Regions from separate parts of the Mus musculus genome. Here region 2 is linked to region 1. A link is a contact called in ENCODE Hi-C data. All regions are on one chromosome and are shown on one strand. The core of a region is the stretch at or near the end of the contact, and the rest is flanking DNA. Distances in the headings are between cores, read along the strand shown.

Evidence for each region. A loop is a pair of places that touch in the nucleus more often than their neighbours do.
Region 2: a map of heart shows a loop between it and region 1 (3-fold over the local background). The contact joins the enhancer-like site here to the promoter of Plxna4 in region 1. A Hi-C loop is called at or near these places in 1 of 37 maps with a recorded cell type or tissue (heart).

Annotation. Positions count from the first base shown.
Region 1 is chr6:32,585,820-32,590,415 of GRCm38, reverse strand. It overlaps Plxna4 (plexin A4), which reads left to right and starts at 2,224. Exons shown (of 32, transcript NM_175750.3): 1 at 2,224-3,112.
Region 2 is chr6:32,375,438-32,380,033 of GRCm38, reverse strand. The region is part of intron 3 of Plxna4 (plexin A4); the gene reads left to right. Among named protein-coding and RNA genes, the nearest start is that of Plxna4os1, 130 kb to the left of the region's middle. Within about 2 kb of position 2,818, at least 1 of the 3 ENCODE cell types and tissues checked has a DNase peak (open chromatin) inside an H3K27ac peak, as active enhancers do; it is heart, where a contact is called at or near this core.

The DNA of each region.
Region 1 (4,596 bases), core at 975-3,474:
CTCTGTCATTACTCTTCAGGTACCACACAATGCTGACTCCTCTGAATGAAAACAAATGATTGCACACACTAGGCAGGAGATAAAGAACAATAAGCACATTTTGTTTGCTACCTCTAGAAAAAAAAAAGTCTGACTTCTGGTCCATCCATCAGGACACACACACACACACACACACACACACACACACACACACGCACTACAAGGGGCAGAAAAGACATCTAGGCAGGGTGACAAAGACTTGCTTGGATGATTGGCTGAGAAGGGCTTAGAGTAAGTTCTTACTTCCTCTCCCTTTGAGCATTTTCACATAAGTCCCCTACAGCCAACTGACAATCGGATCTCCTGTATCCTTTAGTGAAGTGCATTATTTAAGCAGCCTGGTGGGTTTTCTGTGGGGCTTTTAGGCTGTCACTTCTGGGGTGAGCCTGTTATGAAGGTGTCATGTGCCAATTTCAGGAGACTCTTCTGAGTGAGTTTAGGCCCTGGTGAGGCAAGCCTTACTAAGACCTGTGGGGACAGCTTCCTTTGATTTTGCATGAGTGTCTCTGAGGCGTCATGTCAGACAGACACTTGGCCCCGGGGCTCCCTTAGTTCTGGAAGGAGGATGTCAAAGCAGCAGCAACATGGAGTTATTGTTCTGTGTTTCTCTGGGCTTGTGAAACTAACTTGATATTGTGTGCTTATCTTGGGTCTGGGATCCAGCGTTTCAGAGAAGAGAGGAGCCAGATCAATGTATTACAGGGAGCTAATAAGATAACCCTTGCTGTCTTCTGGGCCATGCGATGCTCAGCAGACAACCAGAGCCTAACAGGGCTCCATGCTGTCTCCTGGAACACCCTGTAACTAGAGAAATGTCTGGCTGGCTGGCTTCTTCATGCTTACACTTGATTCATTGTGTCCTTCTGGTGGGAGCACTTTCAACAAGGTCCTGGGTGGTAAGTCCAACCCGACCCAAGTGTGCTACCTGCCCGGAAGCTTGTCCAACTTGTCACCTCGAAAGTCTACCGAGGGTATAACTTTGATGTTTGTGAAAACATTACCCCTATAAGAAGGGGAAGGAATTTATACCACTGTCAACCTTTTCCTAGTAAGCAGATTCTGAGAGGTTTTGGTGGGAGGGACAGTTATGCGCAGGAAGTGACTGAGGTTGAAGAAAGTGTCATGGGAGAGTGGGTCAGGAACCCCAAACCATAAGCTCCTGGAGAGGTCTTTCTTTGATGAATGGCTAGTCTTACTGAACTTGGCTGACAGAGCCATTTCCTTGAACTTAGCATGCAGAGTTGGGTAGACAAATAGGTGGGCATCCTTTTGAAAATTGTTTTATTTTTATTTATTTATTTTGGTCGTTGGGCTCATTAACTGGAGGGGGTCTTTGTAGAGATATTCTAGATAGTGCAGCCTCACCTATTTCCCTGCCTGCCAGATGCTCTCTCAATTTAAGCAACCTCTGGATTTCTTCCTTTGGGCTTCTGAAACTATTCTGATGTTGGCAATGTCTGGGTTATGTTTAGGACATGGCCCAGGACCTAGGGCTTCAGAGACAGTGAAGCAAGGTCAGCCTCTGGACAGATCAGGTTACCTAACAAGCTCTGTGGCATTGGCCATTCATTTCTGTCCTAGGACTAGAAGAAACCTTGGGTTTGGGCATCCTCTAGTGCTCTGTGTAGGATTACCTTGGTTGGTGGGGCTGGACAGGGATTCTAGGTTAGGAATGGATGTATGTTTGGCTGGTGTCTGTTAGGAACACCCAGAAGTGCCTCTGACCGCCTGCACCACATGCCTGCTTGGGAGTATGCCCCGATCCAAGTGCACTTGGTGGCACCATATATGCACCACTCTGCCCTGTGTCTCCACCGCCAGGGTGACTCGAGGAAGCCAAGAAGACCCAGGGGGTGTCTGCAAACGTCCACACTGGGGAAGAGCAGGCGGGCCAGTGGCGGCAGCGTGCGGGGAAGCGCCCCCTGCCCCCTCTGCCGGCCGCTCTACCTTGGTCTAGATGTCAGTCGCGAGCTCCGAGCCAGCTAGCGAGCCAGAGAGGGAGCGGCGGCGGCGGCGGCAGCGGCGGCGGCGGCGGCGGGCCGCGGGCGGCGGGGAGGGGAGGAGGCGAGGAGAGGGAGGGAGGAAGGGAAGCAGGGAGGGCGGGAGGGAGGAGAGGAGGACCCAGAGAGCGCCAGGCAGCTGGAGTTTTTGCAGCGCTTGGCCGGGCTTCAATGCACAGCAGCAGCGAGCCGCGGCGGCAGCAGGCAGCCCGGGAGCTCCGGCGGCGGCCGAGCCAGCGGCGGCCCCGCTCCCTGCCCCCTGCAAACTTTGCGAGCAGCCCGCCCGGGGGGCCGGGGACGCGCCTGGGAGGCTCGGCTTGGACTACGGCCGCGCTCTTGGCCGCCGCAGCGCTAGCCGCCGCCGTCGCTGCTACCACCGCAGCTCCGCGCCTCCCCGGGGAGCTGCCGGCGGCTTCCGAGGCCCCCCAGCCCCGGCCCCTGGGCACTGCCCGGCTAGTCCCCGGCCAGGGTTGGGGGCGACAGCGGCGCAGCCAGCCCCGGGCTGCCAGGGGGTGGCCGTCACTGCCCAGGGAGGCGCGCAGAGGATCGGAGAGCGCTCCCCGGCGGGTCCCCAACGTACTCGCCGCCGCGCCCGGGCAGCGGCCCGACCCGGCTAGCATGGGCGGCGCGGAGTGACGCCGCCGTGCCCGCTTGGCATCAAGGACATTCAGCCCGCGGGGGTGGGGACGAAGGGGGGCAGCCCCGCGTCGCCGCCGCAGCCCCTGAGAGCCACCGCTGTCGCTGCTTGGGCTCCGGGGCTGGATGGAAGCTAGGGGTGCTTGGAATTGATCTTCATTTCCTGACCTTTTTGTTGGACATTACGCCCACCTTGGACGCTGCAAGAGGAGCTGTCAAGCCCGGCAGGCTCTGATTTGGCCCCCTCCGTTTTTCTCTGCTGCTCGTGGCTTCCCCGTGCCTCGGTGGAGTATTTGCGTTCGGGGCTGGGGCTGGAGGAGGCAGCCACACGCGCGCACACGCACACGTTCAGAGGAGGGCGAGAGGCAGCGGTACAGGCACCATCTGCAGTGTCAATGCGGCGCTGGGGCTGAAGGAGGGAAACGCCGCGCTTCCAGGTAAGGAGCCGCCGGCCGGGCACAGGGCCAGCTGGGCAGAGCGGGCGGAGGTGGCGAGTCCGGTCCCGGAGTCCTCGCCTGCTCTGAGGCAGCCCACTACACACACACACGCACACACACACACACACACACACACACACACACACACACGCAAAACACAAATCGCGTGCGCGCACACACACATACTCACACACAGGCACACACTGCGCTCACGCACCTGCCCACGTCCCACCTGGACACCCGCGTAGGTGCATCGCAGCCGGAGCAGGGATTTCCCGTGTTCTTCTCCTCTCCGGACCTAGACTTCTCTTCCCCAGGACTTTCAGGGTGGGATTCAGTAAATGACTGACTCTCCTATCCAGCCTGGTAGGATGAGGGAACGATTTTGCTGTTTCTAGCTCCTTTCATTTCCTAACTGGTTTTTATAAGACAGGAGAAGTCATGGGAGGTCTTATGAGACCCGCCCAGTGCAATTGTGCCCCTTAGCTTTTTGGACACCCGGAGATTTTTTGCTTTTAAATAGGAGAAAGGCAGAGAGATATTTAAAGGGCAGAGAACTGGAGATCTTGGTGATCCGGTGCCTGGGAGGAGGCCACATAGGCAACTGGGGCTGCAGTTCTGTAGGGCGGCGCATATGGAACAGACTCTGCGATTCCCCAGTAAAGGCAGCACACACGCCTTTCCGAAGCGTGGCACTGCTTCCCCGGAATGCGCCGGGATTTCAGTCAGGGAGGGGCTTTAACATCAAAGCTAGAGGAGTGTTCCTTGTCTAGGGAGGATGCTGCGGTCCTTTAAGGAGGATCAGACCTTATTCATGTTGCCAGTCACCGGTAGACAACAAGGAGACAGGGCTTAAGGGACACATGTTTGCGGCCAACCCCTCACTTCCTTATCCTTCTGTGTGTATGTGAGGCAACTCCCCCCTGCGCCTTTAGTTAACACCTGTCACATGTCTTTTGGGGTGTGTGTCTGAGAAGTAGGAGGGAGAGTAGAGATGGATTTAGACTAATGGAGAAAGGACTGTGAAGACGATATCCACTTTATAAGGTATTTGGTCTATTAGTGTATTCTAGGTACCTTAGGCTACTAGTGTAACCCAGAGTCTAGATCCTCTGAATGCAGGACTGCCCTCCAGAAACCAATGGTTCAAGTTGTACTTCCCCAGAGTTCCCTGCCTCCACCGCCCCAGTTTCAGAGCCTGCTCATTTTGAAAGTTCCTAGAATGGATGGGAGTGTGTGTGTGTGTGTGTGTGTGTGTGTGTTGAAGTTCCAAAGGGCTTTTTTTATGGCTCCCCTATTAGAGTATCAGACAGACTTCTTTTGGGGCTCAATTATTGCAAGGAGAAGAATGGAAGAATCAAATAAATCATTATTTTAGGCTTGAATACATATATAACAAGTTTCTATGTTTCTATAGCTGTCCCTTTGTGTATTTTGTTGTTGCTTGTTTGTTTTTGTCATCCTGGCAAAAATGGAAATTGTTT
Region 2 (4,596 bases), core at 1,569-4,068, 210 kb after region 1:
CAGGAAAGTGTGGCAATGGGTAGGCAGGCATGGCATTGAAGCAGTAGCTAAGAGCTCTGCACCCTTACTGAAAGGTAAAAGGCTGGGAGGGAGGGAGAAGAGGAAGGGAGGAAGGGGAGGAGGGAGGGAAGGAGGGAAGGAGGGGAGAAAGACTGGGAATGACATGAGCTTTTGAAACCTCAGAGCCCACTCCCAGTAGCACATTTCCTCCAATAATGCCACATACCCTCCAACAAGGTCATACCTCCTAATCCTTCTCAAACAATTTCACCAACTGGGGACCAAGCATTTGAACATATGAGCCTACAGGGGACATTCCCATTCAAACCCCCACCCTTAGTAGAAACAGGGCACAAACTACACCGTGTACAGGATTGGTATGGTGCATTTTATTCCATAGATTTTTAAAAATCCCTGAGGGTTTTTATATTAGTAGACTGCTCGATGTCATCATCTCTAGTTTGACCTCATTCTACTCCTTTAGGGTTTGGAAATTTATGCTCTCTGCTGTCAGAAACTATGTTTCTGTTCAGTACCTTGTCATAGCATGCTGTGTGGCATAGGCTTTCCCCAAACTATCATGAGGATAGTAATGGGTACCATGGGGAATGAGCAGAATGATAAGATCGAGGCTGAGACTAGAATCAAGCAAGTGTCCATTCAGAGATGATAACCAGTGATCAATCAGCAGAGTACAAAAGTTCCTAACTACCGTCTCGGAAAGCCCGATGACATATCTATCTAAACTTGCTTCAGAAGCCAGGTCTTCCTGAGGTTAGATCTCAGTAGTCTGTTTCCATGAAGCCAGATCCTCTTCAGGATCAGGAGATGGACCAGACTCCCTGTGTGAGTAAGTGGGAAGAGAACCAGTTCCTTCCTGCTAGGGACTGTTGTGACATTTGCTTGCTCTTGTACCTTCTGCACGCTCTATCTTGAGTGGGCCCCTATCTCCAAGTCCCCCTGAGACTCTGGGAGCAGGATGAAGCCTCCCAGGGCTCCCTTTGTGAGCTCTGTTCGGCTATACGCTCTCACATTGGAGAGGTTCTGGATCCTGGTGAGGGGCTCTCCAGGACCCATTTCCTGCCAGGGAGGTGCAGGGAGAGCTGTCAGACCCTAAAGGACAGAGAAGTGGAGATGCTGAGGCTACTTAGTTGGAGGGTGTCTAGGAAACAAAGGCATCCTATGTGCTGGGGAAGCTTTTCGACATTCTTGCTTGCATGCCCAGGGTTCACTCCCAGGGTCTCCTACACATCTCTCCAACCTCCTTGTACACAAGGCCAAGGAGTGTCATCAAAGCTTTTGAAAGACCACATCCCACCTAGGGAATCGCATAACTCTGGCTCTGAGTGCCCCTCGTCATCCCTGCAGGATGCTGTCTTCTACCCTCTAACCTCAGGCGAGGCTCTCTCATGCCAGAGACCCTGCCCAGGAAACCTGGGCTTGGGAAGAAAGTGCCTGGGTCTCTTACCTTCCACTTCCCAACCAGGGGAGGATTAGGAGGGAGAACAACCATTCTCACCTTGTCTCTTCAGCCTTAGATGCTTGTGTTCTCTTGCAGAGGGGTCCAGCTCCTGCTTGCTGTCTGGAACCACACAGCACATCACCTGTTTAAACGGTACCTACTGCTCAGGGGGCTGTACTGGACATCTTAGGCATCAATATCAGTTCTTTCCAGAACACCTATAAAAACACACTTTCTTTGATGAGCCTGTTATTGGCAGAGATGGTTTCCAAGCACTCACAAAGTGCCTGCCTGGTAGCTGAGGCTTCAGGAGGGTATTTTCCTGTTGACACTGACTATTGGTGCCTCTCTTTGGGGTATATTTTATACCCATGGGAACTCTCCTTGCCTTCCACACAGCCCCCTGGCTTCCTCCATTAGCAGAGCCTGTACAATCATTATCCTGCCCCCTTGGAAGGCTCCTTAGGTTTATGACCAGATAACAGGAGCCATCGACCCTGCTCTCAGTCTCTCTGTTCTCCCCAGGCCTGGGGAGCTCTCTGCTCACTTCATCTTTGTCTCCAGGAAGCCATGTCCTGTCAATTTGCTGAGAAGGGAAAATATGCTTATGATATCAGCAAGGGGTCTGCTGATGTGTCTTAGCAGGTTGCTGGCGCCTGGGTGGCTCTTGGGGCCTGAGAATCAAAGCAGGGGCTTAGGCCACTGGGCTCAGTGTTGTCTTTGTGGCTGATTTTGCCGGAGGGGAAGACAGGAGTTGAAAGGAGCTGTCTTGGTCGAAGGGCAGAGGGACTGCGGATCCTGTCTTCTCAAGCTGGGAGAGACTCGGGGTTCTATGTAGACGGCCCAAGCAAATTAGAGCAGGTAGACAGACCCAGGCAAGGAGCTGAACGCAGGAGTGTGAAGAAATGCCAGGGTGGGGCTTAGAGCAAGAGCGTGGGAAGCAGGGGAGCAGGGCGTAGCCCCTCACGTGATGCTGAACTTAGCTGTTCTTCAGATTATGCGTAAGGTGAATGCAAAGCCAGGGACAGATCTGAATTGGATTCCCAAGGTTATCGCTGGAAATCCAGTGTCCCCACATGCCATGTGGCTGACACCAGCCAATTTCGTCCTGGCAACCAGACAGTTCTGAGGGCTTTTCTTCTGAACTCTGCAGACAAGCGCGTGTCAGTTCTCCCAGGCTATGGCTTAGTCGGCTGCGGATGACTGAGATGGGCACAGTGCCCAGGACAGAGTCACATGTCTGTGTGCTGGGCAGGATGATCCACACCTGTGCACTCGGGGGTCAGATGCTCAGAGCCCAGGCCTGTGCACTCTCCCCTGATGTCAGGACAGGGGCAGTAGAGACAGAAGAAGGCAGAACCATGGCCCCTCCTCTGCTTCTCACATCCAGAGGGAAACCCCAGCATCTGGGCTGGCACTCGGACATCTGCTCTTCTGGATGCCGAACGAACGGGCTGTGGCAGGGAGGAGCAGGGCAGAAGGAGGACCTCTGTGCATGCAGAGACTTCTTCCCGCCCTTTCCCCTTTCCCTGGGGCATCTTGTCTCCTGGCTGCTTCTCTTGTTCCATTAGATCTTAAGAGTTGATTAAACCCTTTTTGCATGTTAACTTAGAAGGGGAAAAGCTAACCAGAACAACATACTCAAGCATGCTCCAATGAGCGGCCACGTAGGGTCCCTCCGCTCTTCCTCCTCATGGAGTCCCCTCTGCTTCTGACTGGCTCGTGTTGTGGGTATTTATTATAGTTTAGGTCAGCACTCTGCAGCGAAGCCTGCTTCCTCTCTTTTTATACCCTGATTGTACCTGGGTCTTTCTTATGTTGTCATAGGAAACTCCTTGTCCTGTAATCATCTCAGGGCTGCAATCTGAGCAGAAGGAAGAGGGCATAGGATAGCAAGCGTGGTGAAGAATTTCAGTTCTGCTGTCCCTAGTGGGAGAACTGGGACAGCCACTCAGCCTCCCTACCCGTCAACACTCTACCTAGTAACTGTGGTAAGACTCAGGTCCACCCAGGGACAGAGACTGGCTTTTGGCCATCCTATCTTCCTTGGATCACTCCTTCCTGTTTTTCAGCAGGACCCCGATGTGTGTCCCCTTAAACATTCCTCTTCTATGTTGTCATCGGTCATCAGCCAGACATGTCCATCATTTGACTGAGTAGTTTTCTATTGCTGTAATAAACAGTGGTGGAGGATATCTCAGCTTACAATTATTCTCCATCACGAAGGGAAGTCAGGGCAGGAAACCAAGATGAGAACCTGGAGGCATGGACTGAATCAGAGACTATGGAAGAATGCCGCTTATTGTGTCGCTTGCTTTGGCTTGCTCAGTTTATTTTCTTATACACCGCAGGACCACCTACCAAGGGATGGCCGCACCCACTGTGATGCACCGTCTACATCAATCATCAACCAAGAAAATACCCCAACAGCGTGGCTACAGACCAATCTGATGGGGACATGTTATCAGTTGAGGTGCCTTCTCAGATGACTCTAGATTGTGTCAATTTGACAAAAACAAAACAAAACAAAACAAATAACTAAACAGACATACTGAGTCACCCCTGATGTTTATCTTTATCGAGGGTTTCATTTCTAGGGGGCTTCAGAGCTGCCTTCCTTGGAATCTTAAAAGTTCCTCCCATTTGTATCCCGTTTGCAGAATTCAATAATCTTCCAGCTAATTTTCTCAGGATAGGTTACAACTGGCCCCTCACTGGAACCACAGCCCTTCACTTTCTTGGATAGCTACTCTTAATTTCCTGGACAGCCCCAGTCTAGAAGGTGGGCCAGAGAAAGAAACGTTGCTTATTTTCTTCTTTCTCTTTTTTTTTTTATATTATCTTAGGTGTTGTGAGGCACAGATCTTACTTGGCAGGACCTCTTGGCATGAGAAATGGGGCACAGATCTTGGAGTTCTTCATCTGACACTGTGCAGCAGTGGTTCCCAACCTTCCTAATGCTATGACCCTTTAATACAGAGCTTCATGTTGTGGTGACACCCCCCCCCAACCTAAAATTATTTCATTGCTACTTTATAATTGTAATTTGGCTACTGTCATAGATAGTAATGTAAATATCTAATATGATGATATCTGATATGGGAATCCCTGTGAGGGTCGAGAACCACTGCTGT